Regions from separate parts of the Homo sapiens genome. Here region 2 is linked to region 1. Evidence: chromatin loops called from intact Hi-C (ENCODE). Cell type or tissue: ovary. All regions are shown on one strand. Each heading gives the region's core, and the rest is flanking DNA. Links, peaks and the distances in the headings are about the cores only. Region 1 overlaps ACOX3 (acyl-CoA oxidase 3, pristanoyl). Region 2 overlaps HTRA3 (HtrA serine peptidase 3).

Region 1 (5,365 bases), core at 46-5,045:
GGGGGCCAAAACTTGCTACAGGCCAGCCCTGACAAGCCAGAGGGTAGAGGAAGACAAGTGTGAAAAGAGGAGGGTGAAAAGGGACAGGCAGAGAAGGGAGGGGAGCCTGAGGACCTGGCCAAGGCTGGAAACCTGTGCTTTGTTTTCTCCATGTCATTTTGTGATGATGCCCTAACTTAAATAGAACCAACAATAAAAAGCCACTCAGCTCCCTCTCCACCCTCCAGCTCCACCAAGATGGCCTTATCTCAGGCCCTTGTCTTTTACCTGTACTGGCCACCAGATGCCCTGAGCTCTTCCCCTTTAGCCTGCCTTCCAATGTCTACCTAGAAATGGCTTCCCTCTCCCTCTCACTCCTGCAATGGACCCAAATCATTTCCCAGTGGGAAGATATTTTTATTTTTATTTTTTGAGATGGAGTTTCACTCTTGTCACCCAGGCTGGAGTGCAATGGTGCTACCTTGGCTCACTGCAACCTCTACCTCCTGCGTTCAGGCGATTCTCTTGCCTCAGCCTCCCAAGTAGCTGGGATTACAGGCGCCCGCCACCATGCCCAGCTAATTTTTGTATTTTTAGTAGAGATGGGGTTTCACCATGTTGGCCAGGCTGGTCTCAAACTCCTGACCTCAAGTGATCTGCCCACCTCGACCTCCCAAAGTGCTAAGATTATAGGTGTGAGCCACCACACCCAGCCGAAAGATGTTTTTCTAATGTCAGTAACACATGTGAACCCAATTGATTAGTAGTTGTAATTTTGGCAGAAATTGTGACCTAAAGGAGGTGTGAGTTCTGCAATAAATGGTTATTTTATTACTCTCAACAGTATCTCCAAACATTTGAAAAACAGTGGTGTGTATTTTTTATTAGACCATGATTGCTTTGTCTTCAGGCAATCCTTGTTGCTCCTGGGGATTCAGGGACCTTTGCAAAAACACAATAGACCCCTGGCTGGGAAGGCTAGTCTAGACTAAGGATCACTTCCGACTGCTTAGCAGGGTACCTGCCAGGCCCGAAATGATCTTTCAGTCCCTTCCTTCTGCTTTTGCAATCGGACGCTCCCACTGATACCCATAATTATATGTCTGTTTAAATAACAGTAATAACTGTGAAGAAAAATGTTGCCATGGAATCAAGGAGAAGGTATTTCAGAGTAGAACAGAAGTAGACAGAATTTCCAAACATGACCTGAGTATCCCCACCCAGATGTCCTACCAACATCTTAAACTTGATACACATTTAAAATTGTACTTCTCTTTCTCCTCCCCATAACTGAGCTGCACTGCCCATCTTTTAGTTCCCTATAAATGCAAACCTTTGGATTTAGTTTTCCTTGTGCTTTTTTCACTTTTTTTTTTTTAATGCAGAGTCTCACTATGTTGCCCAGGCTAGACTCAAACTCCTGGGCTCAAGTGATTCTCCCGCCTCAGCCTCACGAGTAGTTGGGACTGCAGATGAGAGAACCATGGCGCACAACGCCTGGCTCTTCCTTGTTCTTTACATGGCAAATTGCTAAGTCTAGTTGATTCTGTTGTAATGCCCAACCTTGTTTTTACTAACCCTGTTTTTAGACTCTCCCTTTTCCTTTAATCACCTAGCCTTGTTTCCACCTGAATTAACTCTCCCTTCGCTAAGAGAGCCAGACAGACTCCATCTTCGCTCTTTCACTGGCAGCCCCTTCCTCAAGGACTTAACTTGTGCAAGCTGACTCCCAGCACATCCAAGAATACAATTAACTGATAAGATACTGTGGCGAGCAATATCCGCAATTCCCAGGAATTCGTCTGATTGATAACGCCCAAAGCCCCGCGTCTATCACCTTGTAATAGTCTTAAAGCCCCTGCACCTGGAACTGTTTACTTTCCTGTAACCATTTATCCTTTTAACTTTTTTGCCTACTTTATTTCTGTAAAATTGTTTTAACTAGACTCCCCTCCCCTTTCTAAACCAAAGTATAAAAGAAAATCTAGTCCCTTCTTCGGGGCCGAGAGAACTTTAAGCGTTAGCTGTCTCTTGGCCGCTGGCTAAATAAATGCACTCTTAATTCGTCTCAAAGAGTGGCGTTTTCTCTAACTCGCTCAGGTACAACACTGTCTCTGTAAATTTCATAAGAAGTGTGTGTGTCTTAGTTTGGATCTCCCCAAACAGACCTTGAGACGAGGCTTTGGGTGCAGGTAATTGAAAATGGAGCTGATCTCGGAGTGCACGAGTGAGGAAGTGGAAAGTGTGAGACAAAGAAAAACAAGTAAAGGGTGGGTGATTGAGCTGGTTGCTGCTCTGGTCAATGAGGGCCCACTTCCACTAGGGGCTCTCTGAGAAACTCTGCAGAACCACGGTTCTCAAACTTCAGCAAGCTCTTGGGCATGCCGGGTCTTACTATGTTGCCCAGGCTGGTCTCAAACTCCTGGCCTCAAGCGATCCTCCTGCCTCGGCCTCCGAAAGCGCTGGGATTACAGGCATGAGCCACCACCTAGAGCCTGCTGATTAATTTGAAAATGCCCGGCCCCAGACTGGGGGTCCTGATCCAGTAGCCTTGGAGTGGGCCCCAAGAAGGGCCGCGGTGTGAACTGCATCTCAGAACTACGGCGCTCCGAGAGGGCAGCGACTCGCCAGAGTCGGTCAGCCAGGCCTTGCCTAAAAGCAGAGAAGGCAAGAGTGCCCGGGAGCGCCTGGCGAAGCTTCGTGGCTTCCAGCCCGCCCGGGTGGCAGCGGCGTCCGCGTTTCCAGGGCAACGAGGGTGGCGCGGTTCGATGACGTCAGGGCGCCCGCGGCTCCGCCCCGCCCATGGGACGGACGGAGGCCGAGAGGCGTGGCGGGGGAGCAGTGGGGCCAGGCCAGAGACAGCTGCGCTGTGCGGGCAGCTAGTCCCAGTACTCCGAGTCGGTCGCGGGCCGACAGGCATCCCCTGAGCGCCTGCTGGGTGAGTTGGACGGTGCAGAGCAGCGAGGACCGGGGAGCCCGAAGGTGGAGGCTGCGTTAGCGCCAGGGGCGCGGACGCGACGGGGCGGGAGCGGGGGCACTGAAAGTGCCAGGCCCGGGGGTGTGGGGGCTGTGAGGATTCGCGGGCGGGGGGGCCAGGGTTACCCAGAGCAGGGGCCAGGAGGGCCGGTGGCCCACGTGCTGGGCATTCGGAGGACTTTACACATTGAACTAGGCAGCTGTTCACGAAAGGGAAGTGATTCACATCGCAGAGAAGACTGGAGGCAGCTGTTGCCAGAATAGTGATCTTGAAGCCCCACTTCCTTGCCAGAAACTGCTCCAAGCGTCTCATGTGAATGACAGAAGCCTAGACGGTAGACCCTGGGCACTAGGCAGGCGTCACTGTATTTGGATGACAGTAGCCTCAGACAGTAGACCCTGGGCACTAGGCAGACATCACCATATTTGGAATGCAGCAGCCTAGACAGTAGACCCTGGGCACTAGCCAGGTGTCGCCGTATTTGGAATGCAGCAGCCCAGACAGTAGACCTTGTCTAGACACTGGGCCCTAGCAAGGCATTGTTACTGGCCGGTCTTTGCTCCCAGGGTGGTGGCAGGCCGGTCCCAATGGCAGCAAGGCTCTTGCTCTCTGACCTGGGGTTCTTGGCCTCATGGATTCCAAGGAATGGAACCTTGGGCCATGCGGTGAGTGTTATAGCTCTATTAGAAGCTGTGGGTCACGGAAGAGAACTGTGGAACCCAGCGACTAGTGTTCACCTCAATTAGGATGAACCCAGGCACTTAGCTGTGCGGGAACAATGGCGAGTCTCTAGCCCGGGAGCAGCAACCGGTGCCTCGCTGGATCAGAAGCGCAGTGGACACCCTGCTGGATCTGGAGGGGGGTGGAAGTCAGCGGGGCGTCTGCGACAGCAGCCATCAGCAGTGGTGGATGGCAAGCAAAAGCTCAGCTCAAACCGGAACAAACATGGACCAGAAAAGTGTGCAGTTGCAAGATTTAATATCGTGAAAACAGAGCTCCCATGCAACGGGAGGGGACCCAAAGAGGGTTGCCCGATTCGGCTTGAATGCCTGGGTTTATATCCTGATCATTGTCCCTCCCCCTGTGCTCTCAGGCGACAGATGATCTGATTATTTCTTTACCACCTGTTTTTAGCCTCATTGGTATTTTAGTGAGCTCTCTTTACTACCTGATTGGTCTGGTGTGAGCTGAGTTACAAGCCCCATGTTTAAAGGTGGGTGTGGTCACCTTCCCCAGCTAGGCTTAGGAATTCTTAGTCGGCCTAGGAAGTCCAGCTAGTCCTGTCTCTTAGTACCCCCTCTCAACAGGAAAACCCAAGTGCTGTTGGGGAGGTTGGCCGATGACCGCTGTAACTGCTTCCTGCTGAATTGGGGCGTAGTAGAGGTCATGCAGTTGAGATTTCCTCGGGAGTGGTGCCTTCGATGTCATCAACATCGGAGCATGGGCTAGCAGGCCAGTCCAGGGGTCCACGGTAGATCTTAGTCATGGACTGCATCTGGGGCTCCATTTGAAGAACATTTGTAGTTTCACAGCTTTGATTCTGGAAGAGACAAACTTAACAAGGAGGTTAAAGATACAGGGATTGAAATGTGTGGCCCGAAGTGCAGGGGCATATGGGTGTGGATGGTGAAAGTGGGGTTTCCTTTAGAAAAACTCCTATACAATGGGGCATCAATATTTCTGGGAAGCCGCATTCTCCATAGAAGCTCTTGGTAAGGGGAGCTACTGGTAGTATAGCGGCATGGAGGGGGTGAGGTGATAGTGAAAGGGGGGTAAGACAACAGTAAAGAGAAAAATATGACGGGGGGGGCCATGGAGCTCTACGATTCCAGTTACTTTCCTCGCAGTTGTCGCTTGAAGAGCAGGTGCAGATCCTCTAGAGGTTCACAGGAATAGCTAGCGTTGTCTCCTGAATTTTTGGGTTCCTTTGGCGGTATCCAGGGTTTGATGTGTCTAAGACTCCACTCCAGACACTTTAACTGCACTCAGGGTAGATAAAATGACTGGGTAGGGTCCTTCCCAGTATGTATCTAGGGGTGGGGACTTAGAGGGAAGGGACTTGACTAATACCATGTTACCAGGGTGGAATTCCTTTCCCTCCTCTCGGGTACAGGTTCCCTGTAATGTTTTAAGAACTTGTTGATATTTGGCTAAGGAGGTGATGTCTGCAACTAAATTGGCCGTCTCTCGGTCAAGCACAAGGTCATTGGTTAGGAAGGGCTGTCCATACAGCATTTCGTATGGGCTAAGTCCTGCTTTTTGGGGGGAGTTTTGTATTCTTAATAAGGCTATGGGCAACAGAGCAGGCCATGCGAGGTGGGTTTCCTGAGTTAGCTTTTTTAGATGTTGTTTGAGTGTTTCGTTCATTTTCTCGACCTTCCCTGAGGATTGTGGCCTCCAGGCGCAGTG
Region 2 (5,365 bases), core at 1-5,000, 120 kb after region 1:
GCTGCAAGGTGAGCGCGACCCAGACAGAGCCAGGAGAGCACAGCCCATCTGTGAGTGAGCAGGTGGGTTTGTGATCCGCTCTCCCCTGAGGCAGAGCATGGCCCATCTGTGAGTGAGTGGGTGGGTTTGGGATTTGTGATCCGCTCTCCCCTGAGGCATTTGCAGGGCAGACACAGGGGGTTGAGAAGGTGGTCTGAGCTGGGGTGTCAAGACTTGTCCCCCGCAAGGTGGGAATAGCCATCAAGGGAGAAGTGGCTTCATGTGGTGGACACCGATGCAGGGACAGTGTGAATGGGCAGAATCTCCAGACCCGGTTCCCCCAGAACCTACAGGACCCCAGAAATCACCACAGTTACCGCTGACCCTCCAGATTTGGGAGAGCTGTGGGAATGGGGGTCGTGGTTTCCCTGGTGGCCCTCAACCCTCCCCCAAGTGCTCGCCTCTCCAATAATTGGTAAGGTCAGAGCTCTCCATGCCCTCTTCCCGACCTCAGCCCCCCAACACCCAATAGGCTCCTCTCAGCCAGGGCCCAAAGACTGAGGGGCAACAGCCTACTCTCTGGGGCCAGGGTGTGTGTGGAGAGCCCAGGCCGCAGGCGGGAGTGAGAGCAGGGCCTGGAAGGTGGACATGGCTGCCTAAGCCTGGCAGGTGGATGGAAGCCTAGATGGGCCCAGAGTGGCTGGGGGCCTGGCAGGGGTGGCCCACTCTGGGTGGAGCAGAGGGTTGGGGGCAAGTTCACGGTTCCCAGTGCTGCGCTTCCAGCTACTCTGGGCAGTGTCCCTGGACCTCCTGCTCATTGAAATTGCTCTCTGCCTCAGTTTCCCCATCGCTGGATGGGTGGCAGGGAGGGTGAAATAGATGTGAGAAAGGGTTCTTCATGTGACCAGACGTGCACAGTGGGGCTTAGTGGGAGCTCCCCGTAAGCCGGGTGGCTTCCCAAGTGCTGCATCTGTCACCTTGCATCCCAGGGCATCCAGGAGGTCAGCACAGCAGAGCCAGCCTTCCTGCTGGACAGAGGCAGAGGCCAAGGTAGGGAGGGGAACATCTCTTGCCCAAGACCACGAAGCCGGAAGTAAGCGGAGGAGCCAGGACTTGAGCCGGGCTGCCTGACTCGGAGCTGGCCCTCCACAGCGCCACATGACCCCGAGACCTGGTGTGCCCCAGTGCTCAGCTGTCATAGAAACCCTTTAAAGGCCCGTGTCTTTGCAGGTATGCCCAGTCATGTGTTAGATGGGTCCCCAGGAAGAACCCTGGCCAGTGGTGGGTAGGCTGCCCCAGTGCCCTGCTGGCTGAGAACCGTGTGCTTGTAAACTTTATTTTCCATACAGTAGAGAAACATACAGTACAAGCAACACTGGGAATCCATTTACAGCAAAGCTCACAAATGCCCCTTGAGACACACTCGTTCCCTGGATGAGGGGGTGGTGCCCAGCAGCCTGCATGCCTCTGGGCGGCACTTCCATGCGAGCGGCTGCTGCATCCCAGAGCTGCGTGGGAAGGGGAAGCCGGCTCAGTCCTCACACCCCGCAGCTCCACGTCCACTGTCCTCTGCAGGCTGCCCCATGGCCGCCTTGGGGAGGAGAAGCTTCCCCAGGCAGCAGCCAACTTTCCACGTGCTCCCCGCGGCCTCCTGCCTGCCTGGGGAGGAAAACCTCATGGCAGGGCGGGGCTCAGCTCCGCAGCCAGGGGGCATTCACTCAGTGCCTGCTCTGGGCTGGACCCCACCCCCGCACCCCAAAGGGATCAGATGTGACCTGTCCTCCAGGGACCCCAGGCTGGCAGGCAGCAGCCCTGGCCCTACAGCTTGGTAAGTCCTAGGGCAGAGGGAAGCTGGGGCCTCAGGTCAGGTGGGCGTTTGTCAGGGGGGAAGAAGCTTGGCAGCCCAGACCTGCAGTAGGAGGGGCAGGAGCAGGGGATACTGCAGATGGGTGTTCACAGGGGCAGAGGCGGGAAGCTAGGAGAGGAGGGGACCTCCATGGAAGGCAGTTTTGTGAATATCCGGAGAACTTGGAAGTGACTTTCAGGATCATCTGTACAAGGGGATGTTGGGCTTCCCTCCCCGGCACCGGGATGTGGATCCAACACTCCCCAGGCGGAAATTCGGGCCCCTGGCCAAGCCCAGCCTCCGCTCTGCCCCGGACAGCCAGGAGGAGGCTGCCGCCCTGCTGAGGACCGACGGTGGTCCTTCGTCCTGATCTCGGGGGGGCGCTGCCCTCCGTTGTCTGCAGGCTCTGACGCTTGGCGCTGGAGGAATGCGCCCCTCACATGACCACCTCAGGTGCGATGCTGAAGAGGAGGTCGTCGTTCCCCCGCCGCACCTCCAGTAGGAGAGGAGACTCGGTCAGCACGGCCTCCTGCAGCTCACTCGAGTCCACTAGAGGACGCCCGTTGACCTTGACGATGATGTCACCATCTTGGATGCCGCCTCTGCCAACAGGAGAGACGGGGTCACCACCCACCGCCTCCCCAGGCACAGCCTTCCCAGGCCCGGCCCAGAGCGAGGCACAGTCAGGGTCAATGACAACATTTCAACAAAAGTCATCTCGATGGGAAAGAACAGTGCCCCAGCCCCAAAGCTCTCACACCAGAAGAAAACCAATGTCACACGACAGGGAAACAACCTTTCAAACTGCTTCTCCCATGCGTCAGAAGGGTGGGTTCAAGCTCCCGCTGCAGCCCTCCTAGCTGGGCCAGGCACTCTGTCCCCTTGTGCCTCAGTTTTCATGTCTACCATCCTATGTGGAAACGCACTTTGCAAATTATAAAGGCCCAGGAGTAGGTTCTGCTGTTACTGCAGTTACGAAGACGTCTATGTGGGAGGCAGAGCTCACGGGGCCAGCCTTCTCTCTGCATGAGGCTCACTGAGACCTCCCCACTGCTGGGAAGGAAGGTGATGGTACTGTGCTCAGCTGCGTGGGCACCAGCATCAGGACCCTCACATGCCAGCTGTGTGACCTGGAAGAGTAACTTCTCTAAACCTCAGTCCCTCCACCTGTAAAATGGGTGAGGGCAGGAGCCTGCACCTCCCTGGCTGCAGTGAGGATTAACTGAGATGTGTGTGGAAAATTTCACCCAATTTCAACAATTTTTACTGCAGGCCTGCTGCGGGCAGGACAAGTGTGCCATCTGTGCTCATCACAGAAGTTCACGCGGGGCCTCCCACCTTCAAGCCCAGCCTCTGAGGATGCACAGTACAGTCGGCCCTTGAACAACATGGGTCTGAACTGTGTGGGTCCACTTATATGTGGATTTTTCCCACTGCAGATGAAGACCGAGGCTAAGGAGGGGAGGCAACTGGTTCAGAGCCCTTCTTGGGAGTGGGTCAGCCATGCCAGCATGTGGTAGTGTCGCTGCACGCCTGCCTCAGCCTATGGTGTTGCAATGCTTAACATTTCTCTAGTACTGGAAGACTTCAAAGAAAGCAATCCTTTATCCATTTCATCTACAAAGTCTCCTGGGGGTAGAAATCCCAGCACTTTGGGAGGCCAAGGCAGGTGGATCGCCTGAGGTCAGCAGTTCAAGACTAGCCTGGCCAACGTGGTGAAACCCCTTCTCTACTAAAAATACAAAAACAATTAGCAGGGCATGGTGGTGGGCACTTGTAATCTGAGCTACTCAGAAGGCTGAGGCAGGAGAGTCGCTTGAGCCCAGGAGGCAGAGGTTGCAGTGAGCTGAGATCGCGACACTGCACTCCAGGCTGGGCAACAAGAGGGAGACTGTCTCAAAAAAAAAAAAAAAAAAAAAAAAAAAAAAACAATAGGCTGAATTATCTCCACTTTACAATGAGGAAGCTGAGTCCCAGAAAGACCCAGGACCCAGGCTGGTCCCCAGCTAGTGAAAGAGTCTGGCTTGGAGTGGGTTCTTAGCCCAACAGGGACTCTTCAGCCTCTGCTTCTCGAAGGAAATGACATTGTGGGACTTAGGACGTACACAGTCAGGGCTCTAGGGACCATTCAGCTCTCCAGCCTCCTCTGGCTTAGCAGACACGCTAGAATCCACCTGCCCCTTCCCGGTCACTTTGCTGGGAAGCTCAAGGTCACATGAGGTCAGTGGGGCAGCCCCAGCCCAGACCTCACGCCTGCCCCATGCCTCGAGCGATCTCCTCTGGCAGAGCCTACCTCTGAGAAGGTGAATTCGGCGCAACCTCTTGCACATAAATTCCACTGCTGACCTCTGGGAAGTCCGGGTTGCTGGCCTTCAGCTCATCCACCAGGCTGGAAAGAGTCTGCCGTCAAGGCCCCTCCCCTGAGCCTTTGCCCAGCTCTTTGGTATGAAGCTGCCCCTCCCTCCCTCCAGCACCAGACCAGAAGAGGAGCCACCTCTGGGCCCCCATACTGCCCTGTCCCACCACTGGCCACTCTGTGTCCCCTACCAGATGTGCTTCTTAAGAGAAACGTGGTAGCAATAGCTGGTTAGAAGCGTGAAGAGAGGAGAGAGAGTGGGTAGACAGGTGGGAGGAGGGGCGGGAGGATGGATGGATGGATGGATGGATGGATGAATGAAGGAATGATGCTGGATGGGTGGATAGAAGGAGAAATGGACAGACAGGCAATGCTGAGTCATGGAATGGACAGACAATGCTGAGTCACGGAACGTACAGACAATGCTGAGTCACGGAACGGACAGACAATGCTGAGTCATGGAATGAACAGACAATGCTGAGTCATGGAACAGACAGACAGAAGACTGGACAGAGGTGGGATGGACAGACAGATAAAAGAGACAGAAAACAAAAGATAAATTGGCATACTGGACATTGATAATTTTTTTCAAATGTCACCCCTAGATTAGCAGAGTTGGTGAAACAGGAGGAATGACAGCTTTAGGGACTGTGTGCTTTGAGGAAATGGTCACTTGAGCATTCTCGAGTTCTTCCTAGGCTCCCGATGCAGTGACCTCTCCCTTCTTCAAACCTCGAAGCTCAAGTTTGTACTTCCAGCCTCCCTTCTATCCTGCCCCTGCTTCCTCTCCCCCAGCCCCTTCTTTCTTGCACTCATTCAGCATTTCCAGGCACCTGCTCTGCAGTGGACCTGCTTTTGGGGCAGAGTGGAGGAATAAGTAGGTCACAGTCCTTGCTCCCAAGGAGCTGACAGCCGAGGAGGCAGGATGGGGTGGGGCGGTCCCACCACAGGTGATTCCGACACAGCAGGATGAGTTCAAGGCTGGAGAGGGAGGCCAGGGCTCTGTGTGCTATGAGGAGGCACCTTCTGCCACTTGAGTGTCCTGGGAATGCAGAATGGTGTTCCCCCAAATTCGTGTACACCCAGAGCCTCAGAATGTGACCTTGTTTGGAAATAGGACCTTTATAGATGTCATTAGTTGAAGATCTTGAGAAGAGACCTTCTTGGTTTAGAGTGGGCCCTAA

Evidence for each region. Hi-C counts contacts between places; a loop is a spot of excess contacts. Peaks named below come from ENCODE experiments on the same cell type or tissue, not always from the same donor. Only the 100,000 strongest peaks of a DNase experiment are listed, where the experiment ranks them.
Region 2: a loop joins it to region 1, with 31 times the contacts of the local background. A loop is called at or near these places in 1 of 110 quality-filtered maps.

The regions. Positions count from the first base shown.
Region 1 is chr4:8,425,903-8,431,267 of GRCh38, reverse strand. The region is part of intron 1 of ACOX3 (acyl-CoA oxidase 3, pristanoyl); the gene reads left to right. Among named protein-coding and RNA genes, the nearest start is that of ACOX3, 12 kb to the left of the region's middle. RefSeq lists a silencer at 2,777-3,006. In ovary, for the core only: a CTCF peak has its summit at 2,720; a DNase peak (open chromatin) is centred at 2,797; H3K4me3 peaks cover 1,676 bases; H3K27ac peaks cover 438 bases.
Region 2 is chr4:8,303,033-8,308,397 of GRCh38, reverse strand. HTRA3 (HtrA serine peptidase 3) reads right to left here. Exons shown (of 9, transcript NM_053044.5): 8 at 4,119-4,214; 9 at 1,300-2,427. The coding sequence ends at 2,262. Among named protein-coding and RNA genes, the nearest start is that of LINC02517, 14 kb to the left of the region's middle. In ovary, for the core only: no CTCF peak of the experiment used is centred there; DNase peaks (open chromatin) are centred at 1,727, 2,097 and 2,297; H3K27ac peaks cover 1,082 bases.